3 separate regions of the Mus musculus genome follow, and regions 2 and 3 are each linked to region 1. Evidence: chromatin loops called from intact Hi-C (ENCODE). Cell type or tissue: heart. All regions are shown on one strand.

The links. A loop is a pair of places that touch in the nucleus more often than their neighbours do. Peaks named below come from ENCODE experiments on the same cell type or tissue, not always from the same donor. Only the 100,000 strongest peaks of a DNase experiment are listed, where the experiment ranks them.
Region 2: it touches region 1 in a loop (7-fold over the local background); 29 of 42 quality-filtered maps call a loop at or near these places.
Region 3: a loop joins it to region 1, with 1.9 times the contacts of the local background. A loop is called at or near these places in 2 of 42 quality-filtered maps.

What each region holds. Positions count from the first base shown.
Region 1 is chr15:73,307,111-73,315,110 of GRCm38, reverse strand. It overlaps Ptk2 (PTK2 protein tyrosine kinase 2), which reads left to right. Exons shown (of 35, transcript NM_001358046.1): 8 at 5,242-5,296. Gm41344 (a long non-coding RNA gene) reads right to left here and starts at 4,011. Exons shown (of 2, transcript XR_875404.2): 1 at 1-4,011. In heart, a CTCF peak has its summit at 3,964 (motif pointing left); no DNase peak of the experiment used is centred here.
Region 2 is chr15:73,468,256-73,476,255 of GRCm38, reverse strand. No RefSeq gene overlaps it. Among named protein-coding and RNA genes, the nearest start is that of Dennd3, 40 kb to the left of the region's middle. In heart, CTCF peaks have their summits at 486 and 3,298 (motif pointing right); DNase peaks (open chromatin) are centred at 3,265, 4,925 and 6,035; H3K27ac peaks cover 2,476 bases.
Region 3 is chr15:73,383,425-73,391,424 of GRCm38, reverse strand. The region is part of intron 2 of Ptk2 (PTK2 protein tyrosine kinase 2); the gene reads left to right. Among named protein-coding and RNA genes, the nearest start is that of Ptk2, 36 kb to the left of the region's middle. In heart, a CTCF peak has its summit at 4,151; no DNase peak of the experiment used is centred here.

The DNA of each region.
Region 1 (8,000 bases):
TTACGTGTTGTTTTATTTCCCCCTTTTTTCTTTTGCATAATTGTCTTATGCTTTGTACTTGATACTAATCTTGTCATACAGGGTTGTCTTAAGTCTTCTGCTACTCTTGACTCCCACTTAATCTTAGATGAGGTGACTTGGGTTACACAGGCTGCATTTCTGAAAATTGCAGTGATTACTTCTGAGGAGATCCAAGGAATGTTACCACTTCTGCCTCCCTTAGTTCCCAGTTCACTGTCCAAATGTTAGGTTTTTTCATCTCTCAATATACACAGCTTCAACTATGAATTTCACTAGAAGTTCCCATAGAACTGAGTGTAGACAGCCAGCCAGGGCATCCTGCAGACCTGCATGTTGTATTAACTTTATCAACCAAACCATCTTTGCAGTATCTCAATCTGTTTGGAGACATTACTGGTGTGTGTGTGCGTGTGCGCCTGCCTGCCTGCCTGCCTTCCTGCTCATCTGTGTTTCTTAGGGTTTCACTTGCCCAGAGTCCAGGCTGTCCTTGAACTTGGGATGCTTCAGTTTCCAAGAAGTCCGAATTATAGATATTTACCATCATTCCTGTCTTCTGTTTTCATGAAGTAGGTTGCTTATAAGAATGTTAATTTGTTTGTTGGTTTTGACTTTTTGAGCTAGTCTCAAGCTGACATTGAACTTGGAGTACATCCCAGAATGACACTGAACTACAGCTCCCTTCCATCCATCTCCCAGATGCTGGGGTTACAAGCCCATTGTATCCAACCTATATATTTTATGTATAGTTTTTGGTGGCAAAATTCTTTTTGTCATCTTGGAATCTTTTTTAATTTCCTCATTTCTTGAAAAGTAGATTTATTCTGTTTATATTTCTAGATTAGTAGTTAATTTTCTCAGTGCTTCACAGATATTTACAGACACCTTGCTTAGTTCTTATCTTCTATCATGCATACTGCAGAGCCAGGTCTGTGCCCTAGGAGCAGTGTTAGCTAAGGTGATACTTGTGGTTCCTATCTGCCATGCCTGGCTTGCACAGTACCCAGTAAGCCTCCCTCCCATTCAAGGGCCGGTGGGTAGCTTGGAGCCATTTACAATTTGTATACTTTTCAGTACAGAAAAAATGTTCACATTCAGAATGTTACCTGTTTATTAACAGCTTCAAGAGCCTCTCTTTGTTTTTCCTTCTATGAGGAAAAAAAAAATCATTAAGTAGTCCATATACTTTTAGTAGTCTAGTAGTCAGATCCTACTAGAAGAAAACTCAAGTGTGATAACTTACAGAATACCTTTCAATTTTACCACATTTCACAAGAAAGATTTTGATCATGTTTAAAATAATAAAATGAATATCTAACTATATAGGCCCACACTATTTGGATACCTTTGTTTGTTTGCTTTTCTTTTTTCTTCCCATAAACTAAAGATTTTTATTACTTTCCCTTTTGTCATTCTAAGCTTGACAGACCTAGGGTGCCTTTTCTTTTTTCCTTTTTTCAGAGGAGTGGTTGGTTTTTCAAAACAAGGTTTCTTTGTGTTACTCTGACTGTCCCTTAACTAGCTCTGTATATTAGACTGGCCTTGAACCCCAGAGTTCTGCCTGCCTCTGCCTCTCCAGTGCTGGGATCCAAGTTATGCACCACCACTGCCTGGCTTCTGTCAGTGAGGGTGCAGCCTCACCTACTCCTTCACATTCCTGATGGACAGACTTAATAGAAGTTAGATGAGACTTCCGTGTAAATCTGAAAATGAGGCCAAGAGGCTGCCACAGGGGGCCACAGGTTTAGATAAGAGTCACACTCCAAGCGGTAGGGTAATGCACTGTTAAAATTCTGACTTTGATGTGGTGTTACTGAGGGTAGAATCCTACCACCTGGGCCTTAACTTCTCACTTTGCTGATTTTGAGGGGAGGGAGGATGTAACCAGTCAGGATAATGACAAACACCTGGGTAAGGAGTTACTTACAGGAGGAACATGGCCAACTTCCCAGTGGCTGCACCACTGAGGAGAATCTCTCTCTCCCTCTGTAGCATATTAGTTTACATGGACATAGGATTCTTCACTTACACACTTAGCTCCTCTTCAATATGTAAGTTGGGTATAGTCTAATCAGAAGTCACAAAGGCCCGTGTGCTTTGGTTTGTGGACATGAACATACACATGCAGAATGAGGTCTCAGACTTCATAGCACCACAGATTCTGAAGCACTGGAGAAACAATGCAGCTGGAGAGGAGTCCTCCTGCCTATACTGCTTTTCTGTCTCTTCCATTCTGGATACCCATATGGTGTCAGTGAGGAAGGGAAGGCATGTACAACTTTCCAAGCAAGAGCATACTGAAAGACAGGACAACCAATACAGTGGTGAAAAGGCTCCAAGATTGACAGAGGCAAAGGGAAAATAGAAACATTTTAATCTGAGTAAACAGACATTAAGAAAGTTCTGCAGGAAGGCTCACTGGCTGTAGATCCCAAATGCTAAATTGGTTGGCTTGAAGCATTGTTAGGTTTTAGAACTTTTCATATTATCACAGGTTAGTTGTTTGAGAATGTTACATGAGGAATTATAGACCAGGCACACAGCTATCTTTCCAGCTCTTGGAAGGCCTAGGAAGAAGGATCATGAATGTGACACTAGCCTTAGCCACATAATCAGTGTCTTTACAAACAAGCAGACAAACAAACCAAGAAACCTTTTAAAAGACCAAAAACCAAAATGAAGGCATCTGTCAGGAGAAAACAGATGAGCACAAGTTCCCTATACCTTAAGTCAAAATCATCTGAACATAGAGTGCATGTCACAGGAACCCTTTTTGCAACGTGGGATTGCTTTCAGGAAAAGGCTCTGAGGTAAAGACAGTTATGTGGGCTCTGTCTTGATGCTGTGTCAGTGCTGTGGGCCAGCTCTCCACATCCCTCTGTGCCTGTTGCCCTATTTGAGGAACTCTGGAGCTTATGTGGTTGTCCCCATGGTAATTGTTTTCATTCCCAGTGTTATTGTTACCATCTCTGTCCTTATTGAGGGACCTTCAGGTGCACTGGGCAGGAAGGGTACTGAATGTTAGGTAGTCACCAACACAGCTGTGTGCCTTGGCACTCTGTGCTGAGGATGGTGGAAACATTCTGGGTCTGGTCTGCCCTATCCAGTCAGTAGGTATTTTCCACATGTGAGACTCTTGAACACTGGACACAGAGCTGCTAAAGCCAGGAACAGCACTTTTAATTTAGCTAATTTACATATAGCCATTTGCTACAGTGTTGAGCAATCCTGCTCTAACCTAATATTATTGACCTGTTATTATGTGTATGTCCTCCATAGTAACACTGAAGTAAGGAAGGAGCCTAATAGCGTATGCCTGACCTGGGGGACTGCAGTTTGGCAGTGTTCTCAAATTCTCCTTTGAGTTTGGTTTGTGTTTATTTTGTTGCTGTGGTTTTGTTTTTAATCAGATGGATTTAAATGCATTCAGGATATACCTTTTGGTATCTACTAATATAGTAGAGTTTCACTAAAAGCTATGGTTCTGTTTATTTATGTATGTTTATTTACATATGGGACAATTAAATAGGGTTTGGGCATGAGACATGAAGTGAAATTACTGTAGAGCAGTTCCTTGGCAGGTAAAACCAGAAAACAGCAGGCCAGAGCCAAGAAAGTGACTTTTGGATGTGGTAAATTGGTTTAACAAGGAGTCAATTGATTCGGGTGCTGCTGCTCAGATTATAGGTTAATGAATTTAATTGGATGGGAGGTCAACCATACAAACCCCGTGATTTCTGTGGTTTTGACTATAAAGTGATTGTGAAACAACTCCTTTTTGTTGATACTTCATATTTACTTAGCTTCCCCCCTTGTACCTCTGCAGAAAGACACCCGTACAGTACCTGACATTAAATTTTGTCCTTGGTCCTTTTCTGTATTTTCATGATTTCCTGATCTCATGTCTTCTCATGTACATTTCATCTTCCTGGAAAACAGTGCCATCTAGTGGACAGACTGCTAGTTCAGCACACAAAAGTGGTACATTTCAAACAAGCCTAACCTGTTTTTTTTTTTTTTTTTTTTCAATGTGTTTCTTGTTCTGAGGTTTTTAATAATAGCAGGCCCCAGTTTATAGCCCAACTTGTCAAAATTGTTGGGATTTCTCACATTTCTACACATTTAGTTTTTGAACCAGGACTAATCACTTGACTTATTATTCCTTTTCCCATTTTGTGATGTTGAGAAGAAGAAAAGTGATTAGGGATGAGTTAATAAATTTTAAAGTCAAGGAAAGGTGGACTTTGGTAATGCACATCTTTAATTTCAGTACTTGGGCAGCAGAGGCAGGCAAATCTCTTGAATTCAAGGTCAGCCTGGTGTACAGAATGAGTTCCAGGGCAGCCAGGACTACACAGAGAAACCCCTCCCCCAAAAGAAAATCAGGGAGAACAGCAATCACCACTTCAGATACGTTTGAAAGGTTTACTGTTTACTGCTTTAGAGCTGGTGTGAACCTGGGGGAGCCAGCCCTAAAGATGAGGTGAACTCCAGTCTGAAGCAACAGCCAACTTTATTTAGAACATCTAACAACTTATACTGTGAGGGTTAGGAGTCACATGAGCAAAGTGTCCAGTCACAAGGGTAAGCTGCATGTGGTAGACAAATCACATGGAAAAAACAGGGTTTCCCATAGTGGCATGTAAACAAACAGCAATTACCAGTTGTAATAAATAATCTAAAGTAAACTCCTATCTGCTACATTTGGGAGGGACACAAAAGCATTTTCCAAAAACAGTTTTGTGTTTTTGAAGAAACTGAGACTCTTGTCTTACTTTTTTACAAGTACTCAGAATTCCCGTCACAGAGTTCCATTCTTGGACTGTGTTCCAGCAGTTTATTATTAATTAGGCAGTTGAGGAACTCGTGTGCATAAGGATCACCTCTACGCCACACCTGAGAAAGAACAGTTTCATTACACGGCCATTTGCAGTAAGGCAAATGGGACTTTTTCAAAAAGGACTTCAACAGTAGAGGGGAAACAACCAAAGATTTCTATTGAAATGGATTGTAATCGTGTTTTTGTGCATAGCTACAAAGTAATTTATCTTCTTCCATGAGTTTGCTGACTGGTTGGAGCTTGATTATAATTGGTTCTTTCATGAACAAACAGAAGAATAAACTACTTTTGCATTCTTTCAAGTATGTTATTACTGATTGATGCTGTTATTTGTTTTTTTTTTTATGCTGTTATTTGCTAATATGCTTCTTTCTATATTTCAGAAAAGATGTTGGTTTAAAGCGATTTTTTCCTAAGAGTTTACTGGATTCTGTCAAGGTAACTAGAGTCTACTTTATCATAATCTAATATAAAGCTCTGCATGTATACCTTACCTACTGAAAACTTGCCTTTAATAAAGTGAAATGGTGCATTTCTCCCTTACATGATAAAGCTGCAATGGCACAGCTGACTGTGTAAGATAGGAGTCTGTTAACTTCAGGCAAGTACATTTTCGCAGGTTCAGCCTTTCTCCATAGAACCTTGGCTTTACTTGATGGTTGTAATAAACACCTAAGTGCAAAACTAGAAATAGTTCATGCTGCAGCCCTGTCACCAAGGTTTGTCAAGTTTTGAATATTTTGATATACAAAAGAAAAGGAATACTGCATTAAAGAATCATAGTGAATCATGTGCAGTGTGTGCATTTGTGCATTGCTGCATCCCCACATGCATGTATGTCTCTGTTGTGTGTGTGCATTTACCATTGCTGGGGCCCCTGTGTATCACTGTGTTCCATGTCTGTCTGTGCATTTATACACCACTGGATCCTCTGTTTGTGTGTCTTATGTGTGTGTGTACACCACTAGGTCTAACGTGTGTGTGTGTGTGTGTGTGTGTTTATGTGTGTAAGTGCTGCATTTGTGTGTCTGTCACTGTTTCCTTTGTGCATGTTTGCATTGCTGAACTCTACATATGCACAGTATAATGGTCAATCTCTTACTTCCGTGTGGTTTCTTGGTGGCAACTTTGGAATCCTACTCCAGCAGTGTTATCATTGGAGACAGAGCAGCTCTGAATGTTGTTTCCTATCCAATCCAGAGCACACCTCCAAACACCAGGTTATGGAGGGAGAACATAGGATTTGGTCCAAGAAGGGTTCCATTTGCCAGCCTCACAGTATGGGGCATAGTCTCTTATTTCTGCAACAAAGAGTCTTCTGTAGGGATGGTGTTTGACAGATAAATATGTATATTTCAATTCAATACCTGTCTGGTAGCTCAGGAATAGGAGGACTGTAGAGGCATGGAAACAGGGTAAGCCACAGTGTTTACAGCTTAACATTGCTCTAGCTAGCATTCATTTAGTGGCTGTGTTTTATGTATCAGTGATTCTCAAATGACGATGCCTTTGGTGACTTTTGAAAACTGCTGTCTCCTCAGATTTTCATGTGTAAAAAACGTCACAAGTATGACTGCCATCTTTAGAGTCTAAGATGCTGTTTTATATTTAGAAATCATTTATAATCATTATATTGAAAATAGTGACTTGAGTACAGCCCATGGGTGAGTGCCTGTTTGAGGCAGATATTGATGGAAGCTCAGTGGAACCTGGTCATGTCCTGATTCTCCTGCTCTGGCCTCCCTGTTCTCTATGCCCATGCATGAATGGAAAACATCTCTCCAGTCTAGACCCTACTCAGTATCTAAAGGGCTTATTTTTCTTTCTGAATTTGTAATTTTATAGCTCCTGACTTGTTTGGGTTTTTTGTCTTCATATTTTTACACAATAGGTTTGTCTAGCACTAGGTATATAGCATATTTGATAGTTCTTATTTGAATGGAAAATGAACAGCTACCTGACAAATAAATAGAGCTCGAGAAGAGTTCAGAGAGAGAGTTCAGTACTGTGGCTGCTGCACTGTTGAGGCTTTCCCAGCTCCGACCTTCCTGGCCTCTTGTCTGAGCTCCTCCCGACTGCTTTTCTATAGAATCTAGGCCTGGATCTGGCAGTGTGGTGAGGGCTCAGCCCTGTTTAGTAGAGTCAGATGTGATCTCTATGGCCAGTGCTCTCTGTGGGCTTAAGTGCTAAGGCAAGAGGCTTGCAGCTTTTACAGTAGGGAATAAGGAGAACCAGATAACAAGACAGATTGAAAGCCAAGAAACAGAGGCAGAAAGAGTGGTCAAAGGAGATATAAGGGGTACTGGTCATGCTTTAGTAGTTGTGGTGACTAAGGGTCTTAGGGATTTATAGGAAGCTGACTCAGAGAAGTTGTACTTTTATTCGGCTGGGCATTGGGATATAAGCAGAGCTAATTTTTAGTTACCATTCTCTATAGATGCACCAGTTTCAGTTATGAAGGTTTTGAGAACCATTTTCTTCTGTTTTTGTTTTTGTTTTTTTTTCAAGACAGGGTTTCTCTGTGTAGCCCTGGCTGACCTGGAACTCACTCTGTAGACCAGGCTGGCCTCGAACTCAGTAATCCACCTGCCTCTGCACCCCAAGTGCTGGGATTAAAGGTGTGCGCCACCACTGCCTGGCCGAGAACCATTTTCTTAAGTGCTCTCCAAAAAAATTTTTTTTTAATTTATTACTTAGTATATGTATGTAAGTACATATATGTGTTTTTTTTGTATGTTAGCTCATATACACAAATGCTTGTGCATTCTTGGACATGCCACAGAACATACATGAAAATCACAATACAATTTATGGGATTGGTTCTCCACTTTTACTATTGTGAGACCTGCCTGGGCATCAAATTATTGAATTGTTAGGCTTATTGATAACTTAGGGTTATTGTGATGAAACACTATGGACAAAGGCAACTTGGGAAGGAGTGAGTTTATTTAGCTAGTGTATCCTGACACAGTCCATTGAAGGAAGCCAAGGCAGCAACTCAACCTGTGAAGGAACCTGGACGCAGAGATCATGGAGAGATGCTTACTTGCTTGCTTCTCATTGTTTGCTCAGCATGCTTTCTTATAGAATCTTGGACCACCAATCCAGGATGGTACCACCCAAATGGGCTAGGTCTTCCTAT
Region 2 (8,000 bases), 160 kb before region 1:
GCAGTGAGGTTTCTTATCTCATACAATGAATTTACTCAAAAAAAAAAGTCTCATTAAAACGAGAAAGGAACAGGCTGGCGAGATGGCTCAGTGGGTAAGAGCACTGACTGCTCTTCTGGAGGTCCTGAGTTCAAATCCCAGCAACCACATGGTGGCTCACAATCATCTGTATTGAGATCTGACGCCCTCTTCTGCTGCGTCTGAAGACAGCTACAGTTTACTTGCATATAACAATAAATAAATCTTTGGGCAAGAGTGAGCAGAGCCGGAGCTCTATTCCCAGCAACCACTCACAATCATCTGCACAGCTACAGTACACTGTACTCATATACATAACATAAATAAAAAATAAAAACTGAGAAAGGAGCTGCAGAGAAGGCTTTCATGGGCTGGAGAGATGACTCAGAGGTTAAGAGCACTGACTGGTTTTCCAGAGGTCTCGAGTTCAGTTCCCAGCAATGAGATCTGGTGCCCTCTTCTAGTATGTCTGAAGACAGCAACAGAGAAGGCCATAGTTGCTTCCAGAGGCTAGAGAGATGGCTCAGTGGTTAAGAGTAGGTACTATTCTTACAGAGGACCCAGATTCAGTTCCCAGCATCCATGTTGGCAAGTCACAGCATCTTGTAACTCCAGCCCCAAGGGATCTGATGCCCCATTATCTGCACATACCTACCCACACACTTAAAGACTGAAAATGTTGTTTTTCAATTGAGAGAGCTAGGCTCAGAGAGTAAGAATGCTTGCTAGCCAAACAAGAGGAGCTGAGTTCAAATCCCCATCACCACGTAAAATCTAGACACGGCCATATCCACTGTTATGGGGTGGAGACAAGTGAATCCTGGAACCTCCTAACCAGCCAGTCTGGGGGAAAAAATGAGGTCCATATTCAATAAGAGACCACATGTCAAAAAATAAAGGAGAAAGGATGGAGGAGATGGCTCTACAGGCACTGGGCACCCTGCATGGTGTACAGACATACACACAGGCAAAACACCCATGCACATAAAACAAATGAATAAAAAAAATGTTTAAGATGGGCGTGGTGGCACACACCTTTAATCCCAGCACTCAGTAGGCAGAGGCAGGTGGATTTCTGAGTTCGAGGCTAGCCTGGTCTACAAAGTGAGTTTCAGGACAGCCAGGGCTATACAGAGAAACCCTGTCTCAAAAAAAAAAAAAAAAAAAAAAAAAAAAAACCAAAACAAAAAAAAAAACAAAAAATAAAATAAAAAAATAAAAACATATGTAAGGTGGAGAACAAGACCACGACACCCTCTTCTGGCCTCTATAACAGGAACACCAGCACTCGCTGCTTCCTGTCATTGCCGATGCCATAGGACAGACAGGGGAACAGAATCTTTGTATTTTGAGAGCTGGCAATCTGAGGAGCCAGCAGAGTGACATCCTAAGAAGTATGTCCCACCCCTTTCCAGCTGGCAGATCATCCAGGCCACGGGCAACAAAGGAAGCCAGCTCAGCCCCACCCCTCCTATTAGGTGGTCAGCCACATTTCTGGGGCTCTCTCCTCATTCTCTTTGCATTCTTCCGTTATTTTGTAGATGTTGGGATTCAGGAACTTCTTGACATACCGAGCTGTAATTCTGGGGTACTTTTCTGTGCCTCCTTAGTGCCCACTCTGGGGCCCTGGGCTGGAAGGAGTTAACCCAGGACAGACAGACCATGGCCATCATTGAATGCTAAGCCAGAAATGCATGCATCTGCTCACTTCTTCCTACAGTGTGGAGAAGGAATGGCTTTATAATGTGAAAGTGTCTGTCTGTTTCTCCTTTCCCCCATCACCTCTAGACAAGAGAGGGAGCCCGGCAGTGGTGGCGGGTGCCTTTAATCCCAGCACTTGGGAGGCAGAGGCAGGCGGATTTCTTAGTTCGAGGCCAGCCTGGTCTACAAAGTGAGTTCCAGGACAGCCAGGGCTATACAGAGAAGCCCTATCTCAAAAAAACCACGAGAGACAGAGAGAGACAGAGATACAAAGAGAGAGAACTCTGCTGTTCTCAGTGAGGTTTCAGAGGGAGCACGTTGCTGTTCTCAGGTTCGCAATGCATGATTCACCATTCCCAGGTGTGACAGTTTGAATGAAATGTCCCCTGCAGTCTCTGGCGCGTGAACACTTGTTTGAGGAGTCTTAGGAGTTGTGGCCTTGTTGGAGGAAGTGTGCCACTGAAAGTGGGCTTTGAGAATTTAAAGATGCAAGCATTGCTAGCTGAGTCTCTCTGCTTTCTGCTTGCAGTTTAAGAAGCGAGCCCGCAGCTTCTTGCTCCTGCCGCCGTGCCTGCCTGTTGCCACGCTCCCTCACTGTGCTGGTGATGGTGACGGTCTCCTCTCCCTCTGGAACCTTAAGCACAAGTAAATCCCTTCTTTCTTTAAGTCATCTTGGTGATGGTGCTTTATCACAGCAATAGAAACGTCACTAATTCACCGGGACGCAAGCACGCCTAGCCTGCTCCCTATAAAGAACTGCACTGTGGTCTTGCTAAAGGCTCAACAAAGCCTGATGCCCTGAGTTCAGACCTTACATGGGGAAAGGACAGAGCTGAGTCATGCAAGTGAATGAACTGGGTAATTCATTCACTAACTAATTAAGTGGCAATTTAAAAAGATGCGCTTGTCTTCTGACCTGAAGTGAAATGTGTCAGGTGATCTCCTTGAAGGACTTTAGAAGAGGTTTTATTCTTAGCCTGAACATGGTGGTTGGTTACTTTGTAGCATTGGGGAGTGGATCTAGGGCTTTGTGCTTGCTAGGCAAGAAGTCTTTTTTACTTTTTATTTTGGTCTCACTAAGATGTGCACCATCATTCTGGCCCAGCTGGGGTTTTGAAGGATGGTTAAGAGTTTGACCACCTGGTCTCCGTGTCTGGGTTCCTTACCCTAACCATGTATCTCCATTTGTCACATGTATGTTAAGCAACTTCTGCAGGTACTTGGTTGTCAGAATGTAGCCCCTGTGGGTAGCATACCTCATTCGTCTCTGTCTATCTCACTTCTAGTTCCTGGTGGTCCTGACCCAGTCTCAGCCTGAGTTTATGCTCCATACAGGTTTGTGAGTCAGGGTTTTTCTAAGTGTTGGTGGGACTTTGGATGAAGGCTGTCAGGAGAGCAGAGGAGACAGTGGGGTCCATTGTGTGCTCTCTCCCCGGACACCCCCCCGCCCACCCCGTGTGTGTGTGTGTGTGTGTGTGTGTGTGTGTGTGTCCCGCCAAGAGGCAAGCCCTTTGTGTCCTGGCCTCCAGCCTTCCACCTTCTCCCTGGCAGTGACAGCAGTTGCCAGCAGGGGGCACCATGTGGCTGCCTGGGAAAACAAAGGCCGAGTGCCTCACCACAGAGTCCCAGGAAGTGGCTGGACAAGGTTTGGGAGCTGAGCCCTGAGCGGACCAGTCCCCAGGGACAGTACAAGACAAGAGCAGCTATGATCTTGAGAGTCACCGTCTAGGAGCCACCTCCCAGGGTCATAGGCAGTGCTACCCATGCTCTGGGGACTCTGGCTGCCATACCTGCTCCAGGGGGCTCAGGCCATTGAGGAGATGTCCGGAAAATGACTCCTCAGTTAGGCCTCTGTTGGTGAGCAAACGGCAACAGGGCAATGCAGAGAAGGGTCCTGAAGTACTCCAAAGGTGGTCACAAAGCAGGCCTGAGAGGAACTGGGAACTCGTCAGAGGTCACCCTGGAACCCAGCTCTCTCTGTGCACTCTTCTCATTGGACCATTCTAGTGAGGATGAAGTCAGACAAAGTCCAAGGATTGCTTGGGGGCGACACAGATGAAGCTAGACCAAATGCCCCACCCCTACCCCCAACACCCACCCGAGGAACTATATCAGGCAACTGGGACCAGAAAACACCCCTTCTATTCCACCTTGAAAGTTTCTCTAGAGTATGACACCTGTGCAGAGATGTGGCCTGCATCTCTATGCAGGGCATAGGAGTCCTTCTACTCTATGCTACCCAGTGGTCCTGCACGGGGCATTCCAGGGCTTCTAAACAGTCAGTGACCATTCCAGTCCTGGCTCTGTTAAAGGCGACCATGAGTTCTTGGCATTCTTTATGGAAAGGTGCTCCAGAACAAAAGACTAGGGCTGGAGAGATGGCTCAATGGTTAAGAGCACTGACTGTTCTTCTGGAGGTCCTGAGTTCAAATCCCAGCAACCACTTGGTGGCTCACAACCATCTGTAATGAGATCTGATACCCTCTTCTGGCGTGTCTGAAAACAGCTACAGTGTACTTGCATATAGTAAATAAATAAATCTTTAAAAAAAAACAACAACAACAAAACCAAGATCAGAAGAGCGTGTGAGAATCCACAAGGTTCTTGTCCCTGGCCTGTGCTTGCAGAAGGGCAGGTCACTGTTTCTCACTGTTTCTCAGCCACCATGTGCAGACATCCAGCTACACACAGCTTCCTGGGCTGGGCTCCAGCCAGATTGGATCTGCCCCCTCCGATGCCACCAAGCCCAAGCTACCAACCACCCTTGCATTCTGCTCAACCTACAGATTCGAGGACTTTCACTTTTACTAGAAAACTTGTGGCCCATGTGTTCTTGGGGAGACTGTTTAACTCAGCAATGTGTCTCCTCATTTTAAAATGGGAGGGTATCCACCTGCAGAAACTTGCTGAGAGCTGCCACCAGCAACTACTCTTTTTTCTGGTCTTGCCTCCTGCAAGGCTGACTCCTACCCTATCCTGTGACTGGACCCCACGTCCTGGGCAATAGAGCAAGGAACATGGCGGTCGTGCACAAAGTCCCTTACTAGAGAGCAAGTACAGAGTTCCAAGTCTAGGTGGTTCCTGGCCTTGTTTCCTCAGGGACATGGTGATGCCAGTGAACTTATCTCCTTTCCAGAACCTGCTCCCGGCGTTTCAGGAAGTCCCACTTCCCTAGGGATGGCGAAAGTGCATTCCTATCCTACCCTGAAGGGCAAGGAGACAGCTCCAATTGTGCAGAGCCTGGAATGCTCTCTGGCTGCAAGCCTGCTCCGTGGAGTGGAGGACATCTTTCCCTACTCCCATGACCTGCTGACTTGGGCAATCATCCTGTCCAGTCTGACCTGGACTGTCCAGCCACTTCCTCACTGTAGGGAGAGTGTAAGATTTTAAAGTCCAGACCTTGGGACTGAAGAGAACCCTACAAGGTAACTTAAAGAACTTCTACCGGATCCCTGACTTGTCAGACGTGACAGACACATGGCTTTGTCCCACCCATGATCTCCCAAAATGAGCCATGTGGAGCAGGAGCACACACAAACTGGGCTGGAACGGGATGTTCAGCCCAGACTACACACCATGCAACACACACACACACACACACACACACACACACACACACACCAATCAGCCCACCCTATGCAACCAACCTCCTGTGCCCCCAGGCTGGCCTAAGAGCACAGGGCTGCAGGCTCCAGGAGAGGCTGCTGCTAGTATTGAGCAAAGTGGCTAGGGCACAGATGAAGTCACAGCAGGGGTGGGTGGCTTCTGGGAGTGACTTCAGGAAGCTGGTTGAAAGGATGGAATCAATTTTTCTTTCAAGGTGGAAAAAAAAAAAAAGTGCCAGGAAGGCAGGCAAGGCAGGAAGAAGCCAGACAAAGAAATGCAGCCGGTACTTTGTAATCAAACCGCAAACAACCTGCAAGAGAAGCCCCACCCCAATCCAGCAAGACCCTCACCAAGGTCAGAGACCAGGAAAGTGAGGAGGGGCGGTGGGTGAATACCCGCCTATATTAGGTCACATTCTCTTGCAGGACCAGGGATCCCTATCTGGACCTGAGAGCCTGAGTCCTTTATGATGAGAACAGGGACACAGAGAGAGTGGGTGAAGGCTTGCCCCCAACATGACCCAGACCTTTCCAGTCCTTGACCTACCATAAGTCTGCCTTTGCATCCTTCTCTCCACAAATGTTGGAAGGGACCAGGCCCTTGCTCTTCTTCTTGGCTGCTTTCCAAATTGTGTCTGTCACCGTCGCAGCGGGGAAACAGATGGCATGTGTAAATGAGACTCTGGAAGGACTTTGGCGAAGGGACTGTTGGCAGGACTGAGTGTCAACTGAGGAGGCAGCACCCCAGGAAGAGAGGCCACCCAGGGTCGCCTAGGCAGATCACAGGGAGTCTAGTGCTTGGTTTTCCTTTAAGGGATCGCGGCTTCTGCATTCACTCAACAGCCTCTCCAGAAGTTGGAAGCTTGGGAATAAGTCCAGGCTTGGGGGGAAGAAGGCAGGCAGGTCAAGTGTGTGGACAGCTCCTAGCCTGGGGTTTAATGAAGCCTGGAGTTCAGCAAAATCAGTCTCCACCCAGCGAGGGCGTGTGCACAGAAGGTGTTTAATGGCATGGATAGAATACAGGAGCAGGGGGCTGGTGAGATGGCTCAACAGTTAAGAGCACCGACTGCTCTCCCGAAGGTCCTGAGTTCAAATCCCAGCAACCACATGGTGAGGTCTGATGCCCTCTTCTAGAGTGTGTCTGAACACAGCTACAGTGTACTTAGATATAATAAATAAGTCTTTTTAAAAAATACATGAACGTGTTCTCTCACTGAGAGAAGGAGAGGAGGAAAATAGCTCTTTGAGGTGCACTGTCCACCCACCATCACAATGACACTGTAGCCTTCATTCCAGGCAGGCTGCAGCAAGAGGAAATGATTGGGTTAGACCAGGTCCTAAGGGTAGGGCCCTGATCCCAGAGGATGTGTATCCTTCTGAGAAGAGATGACAGCGTTCAGCCTCTCTACCATGTGAGGACACAGCGACAAGACCTTGAGGCAGGAAGCAGGTCTCACCAGCAACCAAACCAGTAGGACCTTGGCCTCGGACTTACAGTCCCCAGAATTGTGAAGAACAGATGTTTGTCATTTAAGCCATTCGGCCTGAGTACATTATCGTGGCAGCTGGAGCTAGTTCAGGGAAGGAAGAACCGGTCAAGGTGAGAATGGCCAAGAGAAACACTGGTGCCTGGGCTTTGTTTCTGTTGCAGTGATAAAGTATCCTGATAAAAAGCAACTTAGGGGAGAGGGGTTTATGTGACTTACACTTCCAGGCCTCTACCCATTATTGTGAGGGAGTCAAGGCAGGAACTTAAGGTGCCATATTCACAGTCAAGAGCAGAGAGAATAAACACACGTACACTTGCTCACTTGCTCTCACCTAGCTTTCTCCTCTTATACTGTTTAGGGTCCTTTGCTAGGGAATGGTGCTGCCCATAATGGGCTAGGTCTTCCTATACTTACTAAAGACCAAGACAGTCCTCCACAGACAAGCTTACCAGCCAACCTAATCCAGATAATTTGGGACTGGAGAGGTGGCTCGGTGGTTAAGAGCACTGGCTGCTTGCTCTTCCAGAGGACCCAGGTTTTGTCCTCACACCCACAAGGAGATTTAGAACTGTCTGTAAATTCAAGTTCCAGGAAATCTAGTGCCCTCTTCTAGCCTCCACCAGTGCCAGGAAAGTAGACAGTACGTAGGTAAAACACTCATACGCAACAACAAAAAAAGTAAGTAAATGTTTAACAGCCAAGAATAGTAGGGTATGCCCTTAATTGTTAGCACTCAGGAGGCAGAGGCAGGCAGCTATCAGTGAGTTCAGTCAGCCAAGGCTACAAAGTGAGACCGTGTCTCAAAAGGTAAAACAAACAAATGAAACAACCAATTAGTTCTGACTCCATGTTTCAACCACAGCCTGGGCCTGGATTTAGAGCTCCCTGGGTACCAGGCTGTGGGAGCTCTTGGGTAAAGGACAATGTCTAGCCAATGGGCACACTCACACGCGCGCGCGCGCACACACACACACACACACACACACACACACACACACACACACACCCCTTTGCCTCAAAGTCACACCTTGTGCCCTCGACTCTCTCCAGGACTCACCTAGACTCAGTCTGGCCACTCTGAGGTCACTGCCTTTGTAATGTCCCCTGAGTGACAAAATGAGCTCGTAGTAGCTTGATAGCGTCTGCAGGAATCATGTCTACGCGTGACCTTGGAACATGACCTTAT
Region 3 (8,000 bases), 76 kb before region 1:
CCAGTCTAATCCAGATCTTTGTCTTTTGGTGACTCTTCCTTATTATTACAGATGTACTTACTTGTTTTTCTGTTAGAAGTCTTTAGAGGAGTAGAACTCATTAGTCTACATTTTGATCATGAAGCCACTGAGGGCTTTGGAGATTGTGTTGATATTATGTAAGGATTTAAAAGTAACCTTTTTTTAAAAAAAAGATTTATTTATTTTATTTATGAGTACATTATAGCTGACTTCAGACACACCAGAAGAGGGTATCAGATCCTATTACAGATGGTTGTGAGCCACCATGTGGTTGCTGGGAATTGAACTCAGGAACTTTGGAAGAACCGCTGAGCCATCTCTCTAGCCCCAAAAGTAACTTTTATTAGCTAGATGTAATTGTTGTCTTGGAGGCTTAGGTTTAACTCAGCTGCTCTGGTCCAAACTCTTCTCTAAGATGACTGATTCAAACTGGCTTCTCTTGGCTTCTGACTGAATTGCTCTGTTTGGTCTCAAACTAACTGGCAATCTGTTCTAATCTGGTTCCTTTTCATTTTCTGGCTTGTTCTGTCTTCACCTGCAACCTGTCTCTGTAAAACTGTCCTTTCCCCCACTCCCTATTGCCTTTCTTTCTGGTCTGTTCTCTTTAAGTTGCCTCTCTTTTCTTGTGCTGTTCTTTTGAGTGTTGGGATTATCCTATCTCTGACTCATTCTATCAGATCTTTCTCTGATTAAGCACTTTGTCTGCCCTTCAATTCAATGTCACTTGTTGAAGTTAGTTCTCTCCTTTTCATGTAGGTCTTGAAGATTGAATTTAGGTTATCAGACTTGGGACAAGTGCCATTACCCAGTGAGCTTTATCTTAAGACACCCCAAACATTTGTTTTATCAAACATGGCTACTTCCTTTTACAAACTAACCTTGCTTACATTGTTTGGGATTAGAGGTGTGTACTAAGGACGCATCTGTATTCCAACCAGAGGTATTAAAGGTGTGTGGACTGTCTATATTCCAACTGGATTACACAGACCTAAGTCTTTGGATGTAATCCCTTGCCAGAGCAGCCATGTTGCTGGATTAAAATTCTTCTGCAGGTCTAAGTTCAGGATGCCAAGTTCATATTAAGTGCCAGCCATGGTTCTAATTGCTTTAAGTAGAGACATCAAAAAAAAAAAAAAAAAAAAAAAAAGCCAGGAGTGCCTTGAAGAGAGAAGTAAAGCAGCTGATAAGCTGTGAACCTAAGGAGTACCCCATGTTACGTATGTGAGGGGAGTACAGTGGAGGAAATCATGCTACAGTGTGTAGTTAGAGTTTAAGGTGTACATAGAACGGCTACAATAAGCCTTGCTGCTAAGTGAGTTGTGAGCCGGATGTGGCAGTGATGAACGTAGAACCTAAGTAGATCCACGGTTCTAAGAACGTTGTAGTTGAGTGAACAGCAGTGCAGACAGAATGTGCAGTGTTTGATGGAGCTGGTCATTCTTGTTGAAGTCTGACTCAGCTCATGACACACTACATCCACTGGGATGTTATGAAGGGAATCAGGTGTGTAGCAGAGATGACATGGGCTAGGGAACTAGGAATCAAAGAAGTGGACTTAGGATGTCATGACAGTAGGATTTGTTAGTAGTTTGTGTACAGGTAGGAGATAGGGGGTAGAGTTACATATGAGAGAGACTCATGATGTAGACGTAACCACTACTCAGATGTGTGTGAGGAAGATCAGGTTGAGGAAGCTGCTTTTCTCAGAATGAGTAGCTGACACATGTTAGAGCTGGTAGTGTGTATATGGATTCCAGCTGTCTTTGAGCACATCCTTTATACTATATCACTTTGCCACTAAAGTGGGCAATAGTTTGCTCCTAGCCTTTATTTCCCCAAAGATTTAAAAATAGAGAAAGAGGGGCTGGAGAGATGGCCTGGTAGTTAAGAGCACTGGCTATTCTTTCAGAGGACCCCTGAAGAAGGGGTCTTCTTAGTGGGGGAAAGTAATGGGAGCAAAAGCCTGGGATTGTAGAAATGACTTGTTAGGTTTCACTGAATTAAAAGTCTTGTCTGCTGGGACTTTTACTGGATTGTACATACTATACTGCCTTAATACAGACAGTACCTTGTGGATTTTAAACCAGATTACATGGGAATTAGGCTCACATTATTAAACTGGATGACAGATTTTTTTATTATAGTCCTAAGACTTAAACATAGAGCATATTAGACCACGTGTATCCAAAGGGTAAATTTAAAAGTGTGTTTCATATCTTGTTTCATGAGGAAATCTTTTAAGAATACTTGTCACAGAAGTAATGACTTTGGCCTTGGGGTATCCAAGCCAATTAATTCACTGGGTGTAGGAATCAGAGCTATAGTGCTGCCTCAGTCTTGATTTCCAGGAATTGGATGAATTCTAGGAGAAACTTAGGAAATTGCTTGCTAAAATGCTTTGGAGAGGGCAATTGGGGCATGGGAACATGTCTTTGAGGCATGCAAGAATACCTGTAGAACCCCAGGGAAAACCAGCTTTCAAGGATGAGATGGTGAAAAGCCAGAAGTTGATGAATTGCTTGTTTTTGAAAAGAAGCACTGCTTATATTGAAATGCTGAGACAGATAATTAGAAATAAGGCCTACACATAGTCTTCGCAATTGCAGACACCACAGTGCCTTTCGTGTGAATGCATATAATTCATGGATGGGTGGGGCTTGTATTGAGCTGGGTTTTAAGCTTCCCATTTACACCTAGGTATGTGGAGAACACACATTTCAGTCATGACATTGTGTTTCAAGAATTATGGCTAGAACATTATAGTCACAGCCATTATAGCTGCCATTTGTGTGTTAGGTGAATTATGAACCTTATTTCTTATGTATGTGCCATAGTATTCATGTGTTGGTGTAGTGTTCCTCACTTTCTACCTTGTTTAAATTGTTGTTTCTTCTGACTAGCAGGCTTTTGAGCTTCCTGGGATTCTTGTGTCTTTGCTTCTTGTCCTGAAAGGAGTGTTGGGAGTATAGATGCTTGTGCTACAAATCTGGGTTTAAAAAAAAAAAGATTGATTTTAAATTCTGTGGTGTGTGTACCTGTGGAATGCAGTTATCTGTGGAGGTCAGAGGCATTGGATTCCTTGCAGCTGTAGTTACAAGCTGTTTTGAGTCGCCTGATGTGGGGTAATGGGAACTGAACTTGAGTCTTCTGCAAGAGTTTATCTTCACCAAGTCACTCTCTTGGGTTTTTTGAGATAGTGTCTTCCTATGTCGTCCCGGCTGGCCTTAAACTCACTATGTAGACCATGCTGGCCTCAAATTCACAGAGATCCTTTTGCTTCTGATTCCCTTGTCATAGGATAAAGGTACATACCACCGAGCCATCTCTCTGGGCTGCACACTTGGCTTTGTAAAGGATGATAGTGAGTTCTGGGATTTGAACTCACTGTTTTTTGGAGAGTTTCTCTGTGTAACCCTGACTGTCCTGGAAACTGTCCTGTAAACAAGCTGGCCTTGAACTCATGCTGAGACTAAAGGTGTTTGCCATCACCATACTGCTGAACTCTCTATTTCTTTTCTTTTTCTCTTTTTCTTTTTCTTTTCTTTCCCTTTTGACAGGATTTCTCTGTATAGCCCTAGCTGTCCTGGAACTCACTCTGTAGACCAGGCTGGCCTCAAACTCAGAAATCCACCTGCCTCTGCCTCCCAAGTGCTGGGATCAAAGGCGTGCGCCACCACGCCTAGCCTGAATTCACACTCTTCATGTGCACACAAAGTGCTTCTCTCCAGCTTTTTTTTTTTTTTTTTTTTTTTAAGAATTATTTATTTTATGTATGTGAGTACATTGTAGCTGTCTTTAGACACTCCAGAAGAGGGCATTAGATTCCATTACAGATGGTTGTGAGCCACCATGTGGTTGCTGGGATTTGAACTCAGGACCTTCTCAAGAGCAGTCGGTGCTCTTAACCGCTGAGCCATCTCTCCAGCCCCTCTCCAGCTTTTAAAGTACTGATTTTATGTTTTCATTCATCGATGAGAAACCGAGTCTCAAGTTAAGAAATTTGCAGAGTTCCTTTCCCTACAGCAGTGCCAACTTCTATAATTCTTTTGATTAAAGCTTAATCTTGAGCATACTCAAATGAACAGGTGGTGGTCATGCATTTAACAGATAGGGGAATAGTGCCATCTACCGAGCTACTTCTTCTAATTTGCATTTCCTTTTTAAATGGATTGACTTGTTGAATACATTATCATTTCTATAATGTTTGCAAATAATATCCAGTTTCTTGTTTATACACACACGCTGAGAGTTTATCTTCACCAAATACTTGTAAATGTCAAACATGGTGATATACCCTGCACTCCCAGCATTCTGAGGATGTGATGGGCAGGAGTGACAGTTTGATTGGATTTATAGTCTTTGAGGAAATGTACCTCTGGGTGTGTCTGTGAGAATTTTTACAGCAAGGTCTAACTGAAGAGGGAGAACTCATCCTGAGTATGGATGACACTATCCCTCAGATTGGAGACCCAGAGCACGAAGGAGAAAGCAGTTGAGTCATGTTATTCATCCTTGCCTATATCTTTCCTCCTCCTCCTCTGCCTCCTCTGCCTCCTCTTCCTCCTCCTCTTCCTCCTCCTCTTCTTCTTCCTCTTCCTCCTTCTCTTCATCCTCCTCCTCTTTCTCTTCTTCCTCTTTATCTTCCTCCTCTTCCTCCTCCTCCTCTTTTAAAATTTATTTTTATTTTACGTGTACTGGTGCTTTGCCTGCATATATGTCTGTGTGAGGGTGTTAGATCCCCTGGAACTGGAGTTACAGACAGTTGTGAGCTACTATGTAGATGCTGAAAATTGAACCCAGGTTCTCTAGAAGAGCATCCAGTGATCTTAACTACTGAGCCATCTTTTCAGAATTTTTTTTTAAAGATTTATTTATTATTATATGTAAGTACACTGTATCTATCTTCAGGCACATCAGAAGAGGGTGTCTGGTCTCATGGATAGTTGTGAGCCACATGTGGTTGCTGGGATTTGAACTCAGGACCTTTGGGAGAGCAGTTAGTGCTCTTAATCACTGAGCCATCTCTCCAGCCCCCATAATTTTTGTTTTTTAAAAAAGGGTCTCACTATGTAGTCCTGGCAGGCCTGGAACTCCCTGTGTAGACCAGGCTGTCCTCTAACTCAAAGAGCTCCACCTGTCTCTGCTTCTTAAGCATTGGGATTAAAGTGTTCAATACACTTGGCAGTTGTCCGCATCTTGAGTATGGATTCATTGTGACCAGCTGCTTCATGCTCCTATGCCTGTGCCTTCCTTCTATGATGGACTGTACCCTTACTGTGAGCCATATTAGACCCTTTTTCCCTGAGTTGCTGCCTTTTTTTTAAAAAAGGTTTATTTATTTATTCTATGTAAGTACACTGTAGCTGTCTTCAGACACCCCAGAAGAGGGAGTCAGATCTCGTTACAGATGGTTGTGAGCCACCAAGTGGTTGCTGGGATTTGAACTCAGGACCTTCAGAAGAGCAGTTGGGTGCTCTTACCCGCTGAGCCATCTCACCAGCCCCCTGAGTTGCTGCCTTTTTAAAGAAATAATTTGCCCCTCCTTTTTCAGATTATGAATAATTGCATCATTTCTTCCTTTCCTTTCTTTCCTCTAAATCCTCCCATGTATCTTCCCTTGCTCTTTTTCAAATTTGTGGTCTCTTTAATTTTTGTTGTTTGTATATGTGTGTTCCTAAACACACAGTACAGTCTGTTTAATCTGCACAATGTTTCTTGTAGTTCTGTGTTACCAGGGCTCAGCTTTGGTATTCAACATAACCAGTTGATGTGCTTTTTTCTATTCTATATTCTCAGCATTTCTTAGTTGCCTTTTGAGTTGCTTCTTATAGGTGTCACAATAGTAGAAAAAAATGGTAAGTCACTCAGTTTCACAGTGAATTTAAGGCTGGCCTGGGTTATACATTCTTGTTCAAAGAACAAAACAAATGGCCACAGTGGGGAAGAGTTTCATTTCCTAGAAATGCAGGCTGCATTTCCTAAGATTCTTACTTTCAGGCTGAGAGAAAAGCAGGGATGTGTTCTAGTTTCCTTCTACTTGTTTTTTGCACATTCTACCATATTAGTTATTTGGAGCAAACAGAGTGTTGTACAGTGGCAAGGAGATGCTTTATTGTCAAATTCTATTTCTTTCTTTCTTTCTTTTTTATTTTTATTTTTTATTCTGTATATCCCTGTCTATCCTGGAACTCTGTAGACCAGGCTGGCCTCGAACTCATAGATCCCCCTACCCCTGTCTTCTGAGTGCTGGGTTAAAGGCATATACCACCACCTGGCTTGAACATTTTTTTTTTATTGATAAGCTATTAAAAACATGGTTGGGGGTAGTGAGGTGGTTCAGTAGATACAGGCACTTGTATCTAATGATCCCAGTTTGATCCCTAGAGCTATGTAAAGTTAGAGGGAGGAAAGAACTGCACAAGGTTGTTCTAACCTCCACAAGCTGGTGTGTACACACACGCACAGGATGGTAATAAACAAATAAAAAGTTTTAAATGTAGAACAATTAAAAATCAATTAAAGATGGTGAAAATGGATATATCATCCATTTTGTATGTGTGACAACAATACAGAAAAGGGTATTTCACATTAGTAGCTATCAGAAAAGGCAGATTATAACTTCAGTGAGGCCTGGCTATGTTAGAACTAAACAGGGTGATACTGTCAAGTGACAAATGTGTGGAACAAATGAAACTCTGCTTTACTGTGAGAGACAATTTGATTTGGAAAATGTTTTTTTTTTTTTTTAACAAGTTGGACATAATAATTGTTATATGATTTAGCAGCCCTCTTCCTGGGTGTTTTCCCCAAGGAAGATGAAAACACAGGCTCACACAGAACTCTCCATTGGAGGATTTGTAGCAGCTTGGTTCCTAGTGAGTGGGAACAGTTCAGATGCCCATTCCTTGGAAAATGAGCAGATTTAGTACAGCCCTACAGTGAAACCAACTTAGATACACCAAGTAGTTAACTGATAATGGCAGACAACAGAAGGGATAAATCTACAAATCAAGGAATACCACCGAGTGATGGTGATTCTGTTTAAGACTGATCCCTGGTGCTGGAGAGATGGCTCAACAGTAAGAGTGCTGGCTGCTCTTCCAGAGGTCCTGAGTTCAATTTCCAGCAACCACATAGTGGCTCACAACCATCTGCAGTAGAATCTGATTATGCAGACAGACTACTCATACGCATAAATTATGTAAATAAATATAATAAAAACCCCCCAAAACCTGAACCGTAAGAGCAGATCTGTGGCTGCCTGCTACTGAGGAGAACCTGTAAAAAATGTAGTGAGGGCAATACTTGGGCTTGGGGAGAAGCCTGTGTCTTCAGTGTGTTGCTCTGTAGCACTGGTGTTTGTCAGAAATCATGGAGCTAATTCTACCCAAGAAGCAAGGTTTAAAAAAAGAGAACAATGGCTGGGTGTGGTAGTAGTATACATTATAATCCTAGTATCTGCCACCAAGTCTGACAACCTTGAATTTGATCCCCTAGGTTCACATGGTAGAAGAGAACAAGTTGTCTTCTGATCTCTACACTGACATTACCACGCTCACCTCTACACAATTACCTACCCACACTCACAAACATGAAAAACAAAGAAATAAATGTTTGCTCAGATTTTTAAAAAAATAGGTTAGCTAACTATCAATCAGCAAGCCCCTTCACTCAGCTCCTGAGGTGGCTTGTGTTCTGGAAGTGTGAGTCAGATCACTCCTTTCTCGCTTATCACAGTGTTTCATCACAGCAACAGAAGGCCATTAAACAAAAATCAACAAAAGAAAATGCAAAAGGGAGAATGTTACTTATTACAAATAAGTCAGGTGTTCTGTGATAATGACATGTGAACAAAGTATTTTGATGCAGTTATATGGTGATCTATAGTAGGTACTTGCTGATAGCCTGTTGGACAGTTGGTATTTGGGAACAGAATGTGATGACAGGTTGATCCTACTTTACATGGTTCATTGTAGAAT